2 separate regions of the Homo sapiens genome follow, and region 1 is linked to region 2. A link is a loop called in an ENCODE intact Hi-C map of the cell type or tissue named here. Cell type or tissue: A673. All regions are shown on one strand. Links, peaks and the distances in the headings refer to the core of each region. The heading gives the core; the rest is flanking DNA.

Region 1 (9,032 bases), core at 268-8,267, 230 kb after region 2:
TATTCTTCCATTCCATCGGCAATGACTAAATGCCTACTGTGACACCTGGTGGGTTATTGCTATCATAGGCATGTATTTTTTTAAAAAAGAAAACGTTGCCGCTTTTCCTCCTCCCCATGTGATCAGAAGACGAGAAAAGACTTAAGAAAAGAAAATAGCCTAAGTAGAATACAATCCTTTAATAATATTTTGAACTCCCAGAGAGATATACATACATTACTGTTTCCAAAAGAACACAGAAAATTTGTCAAACCTATTTATAATGAAAGAACAAATGGAGAAGGAAGCCAAAATATATATAAAGAATTTTCTTGCCTGGGTGCGGTGGTTCACCCCTATAATCCCAGCACTTTGAGAGGCTGAGGCAGGAGGATCACTTGAGCCCAGGGGTTCAAGACGAGCCTGGGCAACATAGCGAGAGTCTGTTTCTACAAAAAATAAAAAATTAGCCAGATATAGTGGTCCCAGCAACTTGGGAGGCTGAGGCAGGAGGATCGCTTGAGCCCTGTGGGCTGAGGCTGCAGTGAGCCATGACTGGGCTACAGCACTCCAGCCTCAGTAGCAAAGTGAGATGTGGTCTCGAAAAAAAAAAGAAGAAGAATTTTCTAGACTGGACATAGATTTTGAAGCTAAGGATGATGGAAATAGCTGAGCGCTCATCATTCAGTGCACCTGTTCTGCCTTTCTCAGGGAAGGTGTTCCCGGAAGCACACTTTGAGAGTGAAGAAGATACTGATGACCTCCATCCTCTGCAGGTCTGTTAATTGAAGTACCTTCTTATAAAGGACTCAAAAAATAAGCCTGTGGTTCTATGCCAGGCAGGCAGCGAACCAATGTATTTTAGGAGGGACCATTCCTTACTTCAGGATATAGCTGAAAACAACACCCAGAACTAATTTTTTAACCTTCGCAAACCTTTGTATGGAGCCAACACTCCTACGTTATAAATTGTGAAAGAAACTCGGGCTAAAGATACCACATGATTTTCACATTTTAAGGGCATGATTTACCTGATCTTTAGTCCTGCACTCTAGCCAAATAGCCAACTGATGTTTCACTATATGTATTTCCTGTTGTAATAATAAAGTTCTCACATTTTTAGGTTTCAAGGTTTCAATTAGGTTTGGTCATCTTAACACAATTTTGCTTTCCCACAAACATGAGAAATACATGCAAATATGTGCTGTGCATTCAAACCTCTCCAGGCAGCACTGCACAAACTTCCTATGGCATGCCCCTGTTTTCCTTTCATTGCCTCTCATCTTAATCCCTCTAACACTCAAGTGAAGCACTGTAGTGATAACCTTGATACAGGTTTCTTTTTAAATCCAGTTCCTGAAGTCAACCATGTTCGAATGTTATACGTGAGCTGATAATCATCCAAGGAGTTAATCCTTGTCTTCCTACTCTTGTTTTGGAATTACCATAGTCCATTAGCGTAACTTGGAATTCTAGTTCCACACTAACTGTAACCTTGGGCAAACTTCTTCACCTCTCTGATGTACATTTCCTTTTATTATGACCTTTTTTTTTAAGGAGGGGATAACAGTACTGACTTCACGGGGTTCTTTGGAAACTCAGAATGATGTGTTTAGGCCTAAGCATTATTTGGCATCTGTTTTTCTCTCTGGTTGCCATACCTGTGATTATAGTTCAGCATCTCTGCCGGGATTGGAAGTTATTTACGTGGTGGGATTTTCTTCCCCCAGCTCCTATTACTGTCTTTCAGATGACTAAACTGTTTTTTATTTATTTATTTATTTTTATTTTTTTATTTTTTATTTTTTATTTTATTATTATTATACTTTAAGTTTTAGGGTACATGTGCACAATGTGCAGGTTAGTTACATATGTATACATGTGCCATGCTGGTGTGCTGCACCCATTAACTCGTCATTTAGCATTAGGTATATCTCCTAATGCTATCCTCCCCACTCCCCCCACCCCACAACAGGCCCCAGTGTGTGTGATGTTCCCCTTCCGGTGTCCATGTGTTCTCAATGTTCAATTCCCACCTATGAGTGAGAACATGTGGTGTTTGGTTTTTTGTCCTTGCGATAGTTTACTGAGAATGATGATTTCCAATTTCATCCATGTCCCTGCAAAGGACATGAACTCATCCTTTTTTATGGCTGCATAGTATTCCATGGTGTACATGTGCCACATTTTCTTATTCCAGTCTATCATTGTTGGACATTTGGGTTGGTTCCAAGTCTTTGCTATTGTGAATAGTGCCACAATAAACATACGTGTGCATGTGTCTTTATAGCAGCATGATTTATAGTCCTTTGGGTATATACCCAGTAATGGGATGGCTGGGTCAAATGATATTTCTAGTTCTAGATACCTGAGGAATTGCCACACTGACTTCCACAATGGTTGAACTAGTTTACAGTCCCACCAACAGTGTAACAGTGTTCCTATTTCTCCACATCCTCTCTAGCACCTGTTGTTTCCTGACTTTTTAATGATTGCCATTCTAACTGGTGTGAGATGGTATCTCACTGTGGTTTTGATTTGCATTTCTCTGATGGCCAGTGATGGTGAACATTTTTTCATGTGTTTTTTGGCTGCATAAATGTCTTCTTTTGAGAAGTGTCTGTTCATGTCCTTTGCCCACTTTTTGATGGGGTTGCTAAACTTTTTTTTAGATCTCAAAAGTAGTTAAACTCAACTAGTTTCCCCACCACCTCCCTTTTCTAAACACTCACACTTGAGTGCAAGCACACCAGATTCCTTTCATATGTGGTTGTATGAATATGGTGGGTGAAAGAGAGAAAAAAACTTGTTTCTACTTTTCACATACTTTGCTTCTACTTCTCACATATTTAACTTAGTCTAGTGGAAATAACCTGCATTTAATGAGACAAATCAGAAATCAAAATGCCACTCCATTTTTTTTACTCTTTTCTCTGAGTTGCCTTGTATATACAAGAGGGAATACTATCTCCCATCAATGCCTAAATGATAATGTATGCACAATTCCTCGCACGTAATAGGCGCCAATGAATGTCAGCTCCTTTTAGGGTTCTGGGGCTGGGACAGCTTGTCACCTTGGAGCTGTGACTATCGGTCGTAGAATGTGCTAATTCTAATTTCCAAATGGGCTTTTCTCCTCTGAGGTGTCTTTTCAGCCGAAGTCCCTGTGGTGGGAACCACTGATTCTGAATCTGTTCTCACAGGTGTGCTAAGTCCTTCCCCTTTGTCTCATTTTTACTATCAGTCTGGTACTTGATCTGTAGGGAGTACAGCCCTTTACTCCCCGCCCCCATGGCAGCCTCAGCCCTAGCTTCCCTTTGGGCTTCTCTCTCTCACCCTGGTCCTCCCATTACCTCCAGGCTGCAGCCTCCTCCCCTCTCTCCCGCCATTAAGTCCTTCTGCAGATTTCAGCTCTGTTCTGCTCTTGTCTTCCGTTTTTTCCACTAGCCTTCAATAGTCCTTTCAAAGTATTCTTATAATTCAATCACTTTTTTTTGGTTCATTGTCTTTGCCTACAATATTGATGGGAATTTCTATAGGAACCCTCTAAAGTGCTCCATTTCCAGAATTATTGCAAGTCTCTTCTGGAGTTCTTCCTGCCTGTTCCCTTGAGGGTATTGCAATCCCATCCATTTCCGCCCCTGTTTGATCTCATCTCCTCCTAGTTTATGTTCCCTCACCACATACTCAGCACTTGGTCTCACCTAACATTTCCTGCCAGGCTTCACCCCTCCTGCCGTGACATCTCACTTGTTCTTATTAAATAGGCGATTGTGACTTTTGAGTCTCCACTGTCATTCAGATTAGACTGTTTTTCTCTCAGTTTATTGATCTCAAGTTTGCTCCATATTCGGACACTTTATAAACCTCGTAGGCTCTCTTTCCTCATGTGCCCAGGGGCTCTGTAGGTCCTGCAGCGCCACTCTGCCTTCCTGAGTACCCTTGTTCTTCAACAGGAAGCGCTACCTCCCTGGACTCTCTGGTGCCAAGCCCCACCCCTCTCCTCTCCCCAGCGGCCTCTGGGGAGCTCCTGCTGGTTTCTCCCACCCCTGCTTCCTCAGGCAAGTGTCAGGCCCTGGTGCAGAGCTCAGAGCCTGCCTGCCCTGCGGATCCCTTCAAAACAGTGATCACAGCATGTTCTGATTAGGGACATCATGTCAACCTTTCCTGCTAAATGGTGATTATGGAAGTTGGAGCTGGTCCAGCCAGAGTATGTGTGTGTGTACGTCTACCCGCATTTATTTCCAACATTCTTTTCTGCCAGATATTTTATTCAGGGCCAAAATAGGATTTTTCAAAATTAGTTGTAGAGGAGGGAGAAAGAACATTTCCAGTAGTATGACATAAACAGGTATATAAATATGAATTAAACGATTGCGTGGGGGTCCCCAGTCATGATTACTGGAGTCATTTTCAGCCTGCAAGCATGTTCCTGCCCCCGCATCTTCAAGCCTCCCTTGGAATAGCTCACTTGTAGTAATTCTTAAGGTCTCATTTAATACACAATTTTCACAGGAAACCCTTCCTTTACTCTCTCCAAAACACCTGACTATTTGAATCAATGAGCGGGTTACTAGAGAAGGGCCCTTGGAGTTTCAGAAGCATCCTGCATTTTAGTAAATGTGAAGGATTGATGTTTTGTTCATGATGAAAGTGCTCAGCAGCATATGTCCAGTGGATCTGAGGACAGTGCTACTGCTGTTTCTTAGATAGACATGCTACTGCATTTCCGTGTTGCCAACGCAGCCACTCAGCAAAGGCCTGCTGAGTCCCTGCCACCAGTCAAGGGCTGGTTTCACCCTGAATAAGGCAGGCCCCACACCTCTGTCTTCCCAAGGTGGCTATGAAAGGGGCATCCATCCAGGGCCCCTGAGAGTGCAGCCCTGCAGAAGGCATGCTGGGCAGTCACCCCTATGTAAGAGGGGGAGGAAGGAAAAGAAAAGGCCGTGGAGACTCCCAGAAAAGGCTGAAAGGGAAGCAGGGAGAGCGATTATTCAGAAGACACAGAGGAAAAGCAGCCTTGGGAAAAAATAAACCATAAGCACCAGAAGATGCAGAGAACTGTGGCCTCTAAGAAGCAGAAACAGGACATTAAGGAGCAAAAAGGCTGCTCTAGAAGGCCATGGAATAAGACGACAAGGGACGTGGAGGAAATAAGGATTACCAGAAAACTGAGCTACAACAGAGAAATAAAATCTGCATTGGAGGCAGTAAAAACCAAAAGTGACATGGAGGGAAATTGACAGAGTGGTGTGGAAAAAACATTTCACAAGCCATTTAATATATGCAGAAAGATCTAAGAGCTGAAACAACACAGGGGGAGGAGGCGGGAGACTAGGCAAGGATCCTCAGATTTGGAAGTACAGATAACCCCTGAAGTGGAAACAGTACTCACCATCATACCAATCAGAACTAAAGAGACTTGTTGAGTTGGAAAGGGCTTTCCCTGCATGCCAAGCAAAATCAGCAGATTCCCACTGAAACTATCGCCAAGAAACTTATCATCCACAAGGCATTGAAAAAATTAAGTATCTGGGCAGAAAAACTCAAGCTACCCTTCTCTACCGAGGAAGAGATCAAAATCCAGCAGCCCGATTTCTCCTCTGGAAACTTGAATTCCAAAGAGATAGGAGCTGAAGCACTAGAGTTTTAAGGAGAAAGGTTTGGGATTGTCACATTCCCAAACATTCAACTGGGCAGGTTGGTTTGTTGTTAATCTGTGAACTCCTGTCACTAAAACAACCACACACTGTCATGTGTGACGAAGCCCACTGACTCCAAAAAAATAGCTTGGATGGGATCAGGTTTTGAGACGCAGCCTGAGGCTGACGGTAGTCCCTGCGTCCACCCCACATGGCCACAGCTTCCCTGCAGATCAGGGAGCACATCACGAAGCCTTCTCCCTAGAGCAGCAGGGAGGGGCCGGCTGTGCACAGGGTGGGATCCTTGTCCTGAGAGGAAGACTTTAAAAAACCAAGTCTCTGTTCTTTCCCACAAAACCACAACCACCTCAAACAACCCAATGGGCTTTAAAAATTTTTCAATGGTAAAGAGTCTAAAGAATTACGTTACACACCTTTTAAAGCAATAACAAAAGCCATTGGGTTTCTTTTAATGGGAGAGACAAATAAACCAATTGGTGGCAGAATTATTGGCCATGAAACATGGCTGTCATCTCTAATGTAGAACTTGTGACTGTTTGCGATCAGTCCGCTTAGTCAGTGTGGGAGAAGGAGCTCATGAGAAGAACAAAATGAAAAAAAGACGAGGAACACCCCAAAATATGAACATTGCTTAGTGCTTGAGGTTAGCATTTATATACATAGAGAGAGATAAACATACAGCCAGCCCTCCATAGCCACAGGTTCCATATCCGTGGTTGGTTGAATTGATAGAAAACATTCCAAACTCCCTCTCCCCAATAATGAAAGAATAAAAATTATACAAATAAAAAGCAATACAGTATAACTACTATTTGCATAGTGTTACATTGTATTAGGTATTATAAGTAATCCAGAAGTGATTTATAGTTCATGGAGGAAGTCCATAGGTTATATGCAAATACCATGCCAAGGGACTAGGGCATCCCTGGATTCTGCCATCTTTGTAGGTCCTGGAACCAATCCCCCACAGATACTGTGGGTGACTGTTTTACATATATATGAAGACAGATACATATATAATATTTCTACAAGGAGTACATATATAATCAGAAAAGAAATTCATTTGTTTTTCTTGCAGAAAGAGAGGGACTAGAGTGTGGGGTAAGAGTCACGCGAGGCTGTCCTCCACCCCTCCTTGAGCCTGTTACAGCTTCATTGTTGCCTGCTTCTAAAGATAAATGGCTTTGCTTTTTCAGAAGGGATTGGGCCCAGGAAAACTGCCTCTCTGGGAGTCGAGTGGGGTGTGTGTGTGTGTTTTCTTATAAAATGTTTCAAGCATGTTTTCGGTGGGACAGTTGCATCCTGAGGCCCAGCCATAAGGCTTTGTCTTGTTTTTCTCTGAATGGCTGGGCTTGCCAAGGAGAGATAGACCCTGGGAGCGAAACAGCTGGCGGTGCCTCAGCCCCTCTTTCCTCCCAAGGAAGCGCATTGTTATTAACTGGGAATTCTTTATAGCCGGGCTGGAGGAAGTTTTGGCTGTAAACTGTCATGCACTGCAGCCTTCGCTGAAAAGGCGGAGGGAGTGGGCCTGGTCCTGGGAACCGAGGAACAAAGATCAGAAAATCAGCCACAGAAAGGGGAGGAAAAATAAACGTTAGAAAGTGAAGACAGGTGACACTACACAAGTGCTGGCCAAAGTCGGTGACTTCCAACCTCTACCTCCTCCGACTTGGGTGGTTCAATTCCTGGGTCGTACTCTTCAATGCTTCAGACATTCTCTCTGGAGAGTAGAAATTTTATTACGCGTGTTAGAAACGGAATATTCTTTCCTGCTGAAGTTGTATTCTTATTTGGCCGTGCCCCTCCTGTTCGGAACAGTTTTAGAGCGATCTGTTAAACCCTCCAGTCTTCTTTGGCGCTTCCCGACTGTGGGAAAAGCGGCCGCGACGCCGTCCGAGCGCAGGGGAGGGATCCAGCCTTCGGGACTCCTTTGCCCTGAAGCCGCAGGAGAGGTTTCGCTCCCGTGCCTAGGGTTCCGAGGCCCTCAATTGCCTGGGACCCACCCTCGTTCCTCCTTCACCTCCCCTCCACTTTTCCCTTTTATCTTATCCTCGGGAGGCCTTGGGCCAAAGCGATGACCTCTTAGACATTTTAATACCCGGAGTAAGGAGAGTAACACGCACCACGCTCTCCCCCAAAGCCCAGGACCCGATGAGCCAGTGAAGGCGTGTCAGGAGGGTCCGGCGTCAGGAGCAAATGAGGTCCTTTTGGTGCCTCTTTCTAGAAGGAAACTTCCCCACCTCGGGTCAGCCCCCTGGGAATATCCATGCATCCCAGACATCAAAAGACACTGAGAAATGCGGACAGGGACTAGACGCTCCGGCTTCCTGACTCGTCGGTGTAAGTTGGAGAAGGGAGAGAAGGAGCCCTGTCCCCCACGGGCGGCAGGCACCCTTCCCCGGGACTGGCTCCTGGCAGCCCTCCGCATACCGCGAGGCGGGTCGATCCCTCGAGTCCCGGGCGGGGATCCCTCCTTCGGCTTCCCCAGCAATTCCCGACCCCGGAGCGAGCCCGGCTGGGCGAGGGGCGAGGGGCAGGGGGCAGGGGGCAGGGGAGACTTAGCGCGGGGCGCAGATACCATGTCCGCGGGAAAGCCCCCTTGCTAGGGCGCAAGACTCCTCTGAACTCGCTGCCCCACCCGATGCGCAGGCTTTCTCTAGAGGGGTTGGGGCTGGGGTGCCCGCTCAGGAGACCGGGAAACAGAGGCTGCTACCCGAGGCAGGCCCTCGTCCAGCGAATGGGCGAGGTGTGCAGAAGCGCAAAGCCAGGCCTTGGAAGGGGGAGCTTCTGCCTCCTTCCCCCTTCCTGGGCTCCCGTTTTAGGAGGAATGTTACTGTTTAAAGAGACCCCACTGAACTATTTCCTGCTCATTGTCACCTCTCCTTCGCTCTCCTCGCGTAAGTTCTCACCGAAAGGTAATAAAACAACCGCTGCCGACACCGCTTGGCGCTGGGCCGGGCGGGGAAAGCGCCCCGAGTCCCACTAGTCCGGACCACCCCGCCAGCCCCGACCTTCTCCCACCTTCCGTGAAAGCAATGACACAGCAGAAACCACGCACACGCCTGGCACACTCGATGCGCGCGCTGACCTCGGCAACAAGTCCTGTTTTTATAAGAGAGCGAGGAGGACACTTCTCAGAAGGGGTTGTTTTGCTTTTGCTTATTTCCGTCCATTTCCCTCTCTGCGCGCGGACCTTCCTTTTCCAGATGGTGAGAGCCGCGGGGACACCCGACGCCGGGGCAGGCTGATCCACGATCCTGGGTGTGCGTAACGCCGCCTGGGGCTCCGTGGGCGAGGGACGTGTGGGGACAGGTGCACCGGAAACTGCCAGACTGGAGAGTTGAGGCATCGGAGGCGCGAGAACAGCACTACTACTGCGGCGAGACGAGC
Region 2 (9,032 bases), core at 256-8,255:
TCACCGCAACCTCCACCTCTCGGGTTCAAGTGATTCTCCTGCCTCAGTCTCCCAAGTAGCTGGGATTATAGGTGCCTGCCACCATGTCTGGCTGATTTTTGTGTTTTAGTAGAGATGGGGTTTCACCATGTTGTCCAGGCTGGTCTCGAACTCCTGACCTCAGGTGATCCACCCGCCTCGGCCTCCCAAAGTGCTGGGATTACAGGCATGAGCCACTGTGCCCGGCCTAATTCTAGATTTATCTGGACTCTTAAGTCATGTTTCATTTATACTTTTTCCACTTAATTTTATGAATATGAAGCTTCATAAAATAATGCAAAAATTAATGCAAGCCAGACATTAATTTATACAATATCACCACGAGCCCAACAGTCTCACACATTCTACTGCATTTGGCACCCATCTGACATTGAGTTTTCTTCAGCTTCCTCTTTCAGCATGACAGTAATTAAATTATCTATTTTGTACCAAGTATTTATAAAGCTGGAAACTAGATATGCACCTGAAACTATAATTCATTTTGTAAGTATTGGAATTAACTCCAGTTCTGCACCTGAAACTATAATTCATTTTGTAGTATTGGAATTAACTCCAGATCTGCACTTGACTTCAGCACTGACTCAGTTTCTTTGTCCAGTCTCTCCTAAGAACAGAATGCCCCTCAGTATCCGCTGTAAGAAGCACAGTGACTGAGTTAACTACTCGTGCCCTTGTGGGCCATCTACTGATTCATGGTAGGTGCGGCCCTAGTCACAGAAAGGAGCGTTTTAGCAAGGCTCCTGCGTGATTCTGATAGGATTGCCCAAACACAGCACCTGCCCAGTGAAACGCCATCTGCTACGGACTGAATGTTTGTGCCCACCACCAAGTTTGTACGTTGAAATCCTCACCCCCAAAGGAATGGTATTAAGGGGTGGGGCCTTCGAGGAGTGATTAGATCATGAGGATGGCATCTTCATGAATGGGATTAGTGACCCGATAGGAGAGAAAGAGACTGAAGCTCATTCTACTCTCTACCATGTGAAGATACTGCTAGCAGTCAGCAGTGTGAAACCAGGAAGAGGGCCATCACCAAGACCCAAACATGAGGGTGTCTTGATCTCGGACTTCCAGTCTCCAGAACTGTGAGAAATCAGTGTTCTCCTAGATGCCTCCAGGGAACATGGGCAAGAGTCTGACCCACTGGCCGGGTGCCCCATCGCCTGCCAGCCCCCTTCCCATCATATCAACGGGTGTGTCACTGCTTTTCAATCCAGCTCCACACCCAGTAATCTGTCCTCAATTCTCCACATTTCCCTGAAGATGTGTTGCTTTCTCATATCAATTTCTATATTAGTTACGGTTCCTTGGTTACAAGCAATAGAAAGTAACTATCCTAATCAAACAAACGAAATGTATTACAAAGTAAAGTAGTTAAGATTAAGTTTCAGGGGTGAAGAAAGATTGGTTAATAGGCACAAACATGCAGTTAGGTAGAAGGAATAAGTTCTAATGTTCAATAGCAGAATACAGTGACTATAGTTATCAACAGTGTATTGTATGTTTCAAAATAGCTAGAAGACTTGAGACGTTCCCAACATATAGAAATAATAAATACTGCAGGTGATGGATACCCTAAATCCTCTGACTTGGTCATAACACATTCTGTGCATGCAACAAAACACCACACCTACCCCATAAGTGTGTATGAATATGTATCAGTAAAAACATGGAAACAACCCAGATATCCACCAGTGGATTCATGGAGAAACAAAATGTGCTATCCATGCAATGGAATATTATTCAGCCACAAAAATAAACGGAGTGCTGATAAATGCTCCAACATAGGTGAGCCTTGAAACACTACACAGTGAAGGAAGCCAGACACAAAGGCCACATGTGGTGTGATTCATTTACATAAAATGTCCAGGACAGCAAATCCACAGAGACAGAAAGCAGATTGGTGGTTGCCAAGGAGAACATTAGTGGAGAGGGAATAGATAGTGACTGATAATGGGTGTAAAGTGTTTTTTTTGGTGGGGGTGCCAAAAATGTTCAAAAATTAGAATGTGATGATGGTCACACACCCTGTAAACATACTGAAGGTGGTACATTTCAAATGGGTAAATTGTATGGTATGTGAATTATATCTCCATAAAACGATTAACCATTCCCTGAAAAAAGATTAGGTTTCACTGTGAGCAGCAGGAAGCCCAAAGTGACAGCAGCCTTCTGAGGTCTAAGTTTGTAGATCTCTCAGGCGAGCCTCAGGGCAGGCTGGATGGCAGCCCAGCTCCTCTGAGCCCTCCCGGTCCCAAAGGACCTCTAACTCACAGGCCTCATCTTCATGCTTCCAGATGCCAGCATCTGCATTCCGGAAAGCCTGCTGGATGAGGCGACAAAGGAAGGTGAAAGAAAGGGTGTGGAGCAGCTAACTCTAAGAATGGTTCCTGAGAGAGAGAGAGAGAGAGAGAGAGAGAGAGAGAGAGAGAGAGAGAGAGGGAGGGGGAGGGGGAGGGGGAGGGGGAGGGGGAGGGGGAGGGGGAGGGGGAGGGGGAGAGGGAGAGGGAGAGGGAGAGGGAGAGGGAGAGAGAGTCATCTCATGGGGCCACCTTTGTATATGCAGTCAGTCACTGACCGAAACATTGTGTCGTGCATGACTGTATATATCTATATCTATACAGATAGACAGATAGATAGATAGATAGATAGATGCATATACAATGGTGGTCCTATAGGATGACAATACCATATCATATTTTTACTGTACCTTTTCTATGTTTAGATATGTCTAGATACACAAATGCTTATCATTGTGTTACAGTTGCCTACAGTATTCAGCACAGTACCATGCTGCTTAGGTTTGTAGCCTGGGAGCAATAGGCTACACCATAGAGCCTAAGTACACAATGGGCTATACCATCTAGGTTTGTGTAAATGCACTCTCTAATGTCGACACAGTGATGAAATTACCAGAACGTGTTTCCATCATTCAGTGATGCATGAAAGAGAGAGAGTGTGTGTGTGTAGCTAACGCAGTTAGACTGTGTTTAGCTTGCAGAAAGTGAGGCAATTTGGCTGTTATCTGGGCCTGATATTTTCACACCAAATCATACATGCCAGCAGATACATGGCAAGGTCCCGGGCAGCTTGGTCATTTTAAAGGACCTCAGAATTTCTTCCACCGTAACTCCATTTACTCTCAACAGCCTCCCACTCAGATACCTGGTGCTAAGTACTGTCATCAGGTTTCAGTGCCGTTTTGGTCAGAGATGTCCAACAGACAAATCCTGCGTAATCCTTTCCATTTCAGCTCAGACATTATTACCTCCATACAATCCGGACTGCCCTTTATACAGCCTCATACCGGATCGAGGAAGAGACTGAAGTGAAATTGTTCTTGTGTGCGCCTCTCTCCCCCTAGCCTGGAGCACCCCTGAGAGTTGCAATCCTTTTCTTCTTTCTATGCCTGGCCCGGTGCTGGGCACAAATCATTATTTGTAAATGAGTGAATAGGTGGGGACTGGGCTGGAATTTACGAGTTCCCTGTTCAGCGTCCACTACGCATGTGGCCATTCAAAATTCTACATGGGGCCTCGGGTGGCTGGGGTGGCCTTGTTGAACGTGGCCTGTTAACTATATAAATTCACCTCTTTATTTTTTTTTTTTAATTGAGACGGAGTCTCGTTCTGTCGCCCAGCCTGGAGTGCAGCGGCACAATCTCAGCTCACTGCGACCTCCTCCTCCCGGGTTCAAGTGATTCTCCTGCCTCAGCCTCCTGAGTAGCTGGGATTACAGGCGCGTGCCACCACACCTGGCTAATTTTTGTATTGTTTAGTAGAGATGGGATTTCACCATGTTGGCCAGGCTGGTCTTGAACTCCTGACCTCAGGTGATCCGCCCTCCTTGGCCTCCCAAAGTGCTGGGATTACAGGCGTGAACCACCACCCCGGCATAAATTCATCTCTTTTCCTTCTGGAAACTTCACTACGTTGCGGGACAAGTAAGTTCTGTGTGTTTGCAATTGTTACAAAATGCCAGCAGAGGGCAGTGCTTGTACAGCTAGACCTGCAGGCCATGCAGAACGCGCTCAGCCCTGCAGCTCTGGGAGCCCTCTCAGGACCCGTGCACTGCGATGGCCAGAGCCCCCATGGGTCACCGGTCAGACAGGGTCCTGCCACTGGCTCCTCATACAGCCCAGGGCAAGCGATTGCCAACCTGAAGTTCACAACAGGACCAGGAGTCCGTGGGCTCCATCAGTATTAAGAAAAGCTGATGAAGGCCAGGCGCTGTAGCTCACATCTGTAATCCCAGCACTTTGGGAGGCCAAGGCAGGCAGGTCACTTGAGGTCAGGAGTTCGAGACCAGCCTGGCTACCATGCTGAAACCCTATCTCTAATAAAAATACAAAAAAAGCCGGGCATAGTGGTGGGTGCCTGTAATCCCAGCTACGCGGGAGGCTGAGGCAGGAGAATCACCTGAACCCGGGAGGCAGAGGTTACAGTGAGCTGAGATCACACCACTGCACTCCAGCCTGGGTGACAGAGCCAGACTCTGTCTTCAAAATAAAAAAGAAAGAAAGGAAGAAAAGTTGATGAGAATCATAAGTTCACACACCGTAAACCTGCAGAGGTGAAAAGTCATGTCTATTTGAGTTTTGTTTGGTTTTATATTAACCCAGTATACTAACACTGGATGTCTCACATGAAGGAGAAATTTAAATGTCTCCTTTAAACTGTCCTCTTTAGAGGGGACAAACATGTTACATAATAAATACTTCCTTATAAGACAAAGTCTTTATATAACAGGTCTGTTAGGAAAAAACTTAACTTTACAAAGGATCTTCAAGGGTGAAAGTGGTTGTGAATCAGTGACTCGGGTAATAAGAAGAGAGTCTTAGGCAATGTGTCTGAAATGAAGCCCAGCAGCTGTATTTCACAGCATCACGTAAGACTCTGTCGATCCACTCTTATTTTTTTTTTTTTTTTTTTTTGAGACGGAGTCTCCCTGTCACCCAGGCTGGAGTGCAGTGGCGCAATCTCGGCTCACTGCAAGCTCCGCCTCCTGGGTTCACGCCATTCTCCTGCCTCAGCCTCCCGAGTAGCTGGGACTACAGGCGCCTGCCACCACGCCCGGCTAATTTTTTGTATTTTTAGTAGAGATGGGGTTTCACCGTGTTAGCCAGGATGGTCTCGATCTCCCGACCTCGTGATCTGCCCGCCTCGGCCTCTCACAGGGATTACAGGCGTGAGCCGCGTGCCCGGCCTGAAGAAGCACTATTTAATACCACCTGCAGCGCAAAGGTGACTGAAAACAAGAAAGTGCTGTCTCTAGCTGGGGCTTCCTCGAGCTTCTGCCCGCTGTGCGCTGCACGTTGCCACCTGGATGTGAGACAGCACTTCACACCGGCCCTTCCAATCCTGCGTCCACATCTTCACCCAACCTCCGCCTGGACATGCTACTGCTCCTTCATTCCCTAACTCCGCTGAGACATTCCCATACATGCCATTTGCAAGTGATAAATCCCAAGATCCTGGGGTCCGAAGCTTCCGTCTTACCCCCCAGCACACCGTCAGCGGTCAGATCCTAACAGGTGTTCCCCTGCAGAGTTCTTGACTGTGCGCTTTTTCCCCATTCCCATCACCTCCAGCTTGTCTCTGCAATCGACACGTCTCATCCAGGCAATTGTAGTAACCTCTTGGCTGGCATCTTGCCACCACGTTGCCTCTCTCAATCTCTTCACATAGCAGCTTAAAATTCTGTCAGAAAATAATTGTGCCCGTATCACCTGACTATGTTAAACAACAACAACAACTTCAGCAGCTCTTGTTCTTCAAGAGAAAAATCGAAAACTCTGGGCTCTTTGGTCCAGCATACAAAGCCCCTGTGACCTTGGCCACATCAGCTCTCTTTGGTGAATCTCTAGGCACACCCACCTTAAAGGTATGCTCTCACGCTGTGCTGTCTGACTTGCTAGCCACTAGCCATATTTGGTATTTAAACTACTTACAATTTAAATTACTTGAAATTCAATAGAATTTAAATTTTAATTGTGTGGCCACACTCTCCACATTTCAAATGCTCGATAAGCAGGCTGCTGGTACATGAAAGTCCACAAGCAGGAGCTTCTGGACATTGGCAGCTAGACCTGCTTCAGCCACCCTGGTCACAGCGATCATCCTGCTCCCTGGCTTGCAGAGGTGGCTCGATGTGGCTACCACCTCCCTGCAAGTCTCACATGGATAGCTGCTCAGGAAAGCTCAAGTCACAGGGGAAATTAATGCTTCAAGGAAGTTTGAGATTCCAGCTTTCAAATAGCTTGAGTACAAAAAACCCATCTGTCCTATCCACCACACTCCAGCCTGCAGCCGCTCAAAGTCTCCACACAACTTTCTTCCTATTGTTCACCTCCAAAGTAACAGTGATGGCAGCCATGACATCCCCACCCAAATAACACAGCTGCTCTTCACAAACAATGAAAACATGCACATCGTCTCCCAAAGACAAAACCCAAGTCTCACCAGTCTCTCTTTACAGCCCTGGACAATCTTTCTCTTCCAGTCCAGTTCAGACTGAACACCTATAAACCATGAGCAACGCAGGAAGTTGGCCACCATCAGCACAATCTATATAAGGTAACAGGGAAATGGGGGTGGTGGAAGAAATCAGTTCCTCTAAGGCCCAGGATGAAAATGTGAATAGCTACTGTCATGGGTTGAATCAAGGTTTCACCCCTCCAAAAAAAATTATCCTGTTGAAGTCCTAACCCCAGTACCTAAAAATGTGACCGTCTTTGGAGACAGGGCCTTTACTAAGGTAATCAAGTGATGATGAGGTCATTGGGGTGGGGGGACCTAATCCAGCATGACTGGTGTTCTTATGGAAAGGGACATCTGGACACAGAGAGGGACATACACACAGGGAGGACGATGTGAAGAGACACAGGGAAAAGGTGGCCCTCTATAAGCCAAGGAGACAGGCCTCAGGAGAAATGTGCCCTGCCAGCACCTTGATCTTGGCCTTCCAGCCTCCAGGGCTGTGAGAGCAGCCTGCTGTTTAAGCTGCCCACCTGTGGGACTTTGTGATGGCAGCTGCAGGAAGCCAACACAGCTGGCACAGCCCTCAGCCCCTGTGCAGGTCCCTGTACCCGTGATGTTCCCAGCTGCCCCTCTCACACCGTCCTCGAACCTGGCCCCAGAGCTGCTTGGGAATCTTTGTCTGTATTTCCCTGTGGTCCCAGAAGGTGGAGGGCCCCTGCCCTTGGGTTGCTGCTGTCTTCTGTTAATGTTTCCCCACTGGGCTGGTGGTGCGGGGGTGCTTCCTCCCTGCCGCATGGAGGAACAGTGCCCTGACATCCCCCTTGCCAGTCAGGAGAGGCCGCCCCATGGTGTGGCCCCTGCCTGTGATGGCACAGTCTTGAGAGCCAGGGTGGCGGAACAGCATTGGTGTCCCTAGGGGAAGCATTCCCCCAGCAGGGCCCCGGAGCACAGAGAAAGGAAATAGTTTCTTGGCAAGTTGTTGGGTATCAATGTGAGTAATTCCACTATCACGTACAGTCCTTCAATCTCCACTTGTAGAGTCTGCAAGGGGAGAAAAGGCACCAGATAGTACAGTGGCTCAGAGCATGCACTGCTCAACCAGGATGCACCCCAGTCCCACCAGGGCTGTGAGGACCCCTCAGTAGGCCGCATCTCATTCTAAAGAGGCACAGTTCCTGAACATGGTGAGACCCATGAATCCTGGAAGTATCAGCCCATTCATTCCCTTGCTCCAGGTTTGGGCAGTTGGGACGAAGTAGCACATAAGGGGTGGCTTAAACAGCACACATGGACTCCTTGCCATCCTGGAGGCTGGAAGTCCAAGCTCATGGTGCCAGCAAATGTAGGTCCTGGTGAGGGACATCTTCCTGGCTTGAAGAGCCACCTTCTCACTGTGTCCTCCTATGGCAGAGAGAGATGGCTGTAGGAAGAGGTTTCTCTTCCTTTTCTACAAGGGCACTAGTCCCATCATGGGGCCCCACCCATATGATCTCATCTAAACCTAACCCTCCCCAAAAAGGCCCCACCTCCAGACACCATCACGCAGGGGGCCAGGTCTTCAGCACATGAATTTTGGGAGGACCCAGATACTCAGCACATAACACGTTGCTGTGAGGTTCCTGGTCAGAAACAATACTGTGTGATTACCATGTGGAGAAGCACCGAGTTAACCCACAGGTGTTACTGGAGCAGAAGCAGCATGTGGTCCACATACTGGGGTCCACACATGTACAGAGCTCTCTCCAGACCAGACCAGGCCTGGGGGACCCTCCTACTCATCCAGTCAGCGAGGGCCCCTTCCTTGCTGAGGCCACAGGGAAAGTGCAGTGGGAGGTTCTCCAGGGGCCTGGGCACCTGCTTACACAGCACACACCTGTGCTTGCCCCTCACCCCCACCCCCGCCCCCACCCCCGCCCCCAGCCACTGGATATCACCTATCCACTTCCGCCTCCTGAGGGACACCTGCTGGATATCACCTATCCACTTCCGCCTCCTGAGGGACCCCTGCTGGATATCACCTATCCACTTCCGCCTCCTGAGGGACCCCTGCTGGATATCACCTATCCACTTCCGCCTCCTGAGGGACCCCTGCTGGATATCACCTATCCACTTCTGCCTCCTGAGGGACCCCTGCTGGATATCACCTATCCACTTCTGCCTCCTGAGGGACCCCTGCTGGATATCACCTATCCACTTCCGCCTCCTGAGGGACCCCTGCTGGATATCACCTATCCACTTCTGCCTCCTGAGGGACCCCTGCTGGGTACATCAGCTCGTTGGCTGGGCGAGTCCGAGAGCAGCATTTTGTGAAGGGCAGGCAGGACACTGGGGTCCCCGGACCAGGCATTTAGTCTTCCAGGGCCCAGGAGAAATACATTTCTCAAAAAGAAAACAGCTGTTTGCCTAAAGGGCATGATTTTCCAAAATCTCAGAGGCTGACCATGTGGTTCCCATATTGGAGCTGGTCGTGGATGCTGGTGCCTCCACCATGCAGACGCTTCAAGCTTCCTTGTC

The links. A loop is a pair of places that touch in the nucleus more often than their neighbours do. Peaks named below come from ENCODE experiments on the same cell type or tissue, not always from the same donor. Only the 100,000 strongest peaks of a DNase experiment are listed, where the experiment ranks them.
Region 1: a loop joins it to region 2, with 3 times the contacts of the local background. A loop is called at or near these places in 6 of 110 quality-filtered maps.

The regions. Positions count from the first base shown.
Region 1 is chr6:166,168,402-166,177,433 of GRCh38, reverse strand. It overlaps LNCDAT (lncRNA divergent activator of TBXT), which reads right to left. Exons shown (of 2, transcript NR_166068.1): 2 at 6,262-7,362. It also overlaps a transcript of TBXT not described here. Among named protein-coding and RNA genes, the nearest start is that of LNCDAT, 4.8 kb to the right of the region's middle. RefSeq lists a silencer at 3,181-3,290 and an enhancer at 8,847-9,032. In A673, for the core only: no CTCF peak of the experiment used is centred there; DNase peaks (open chromatin) are centred at 3,643 and 3,983; H3K27me3 peaks cover 2,402 bases.
Region 2 is chr6:166,395,986-166,405,017 of GRCh38, reverse strand. No RefSeq gene overlaps it. Among named protein-coding and RNA genes, the nearest start is that of MPC1-DT, 17 kb to the right of the region's middle. RefSeq lists an enhancer at 4,777-5,281. In A673, for the core only: CTCF peaks have their summits at 3,813 and 4,015 (motif pointing right); DNase peaks (open chromatin) are centred at 1,927, 2,287 and 4,027.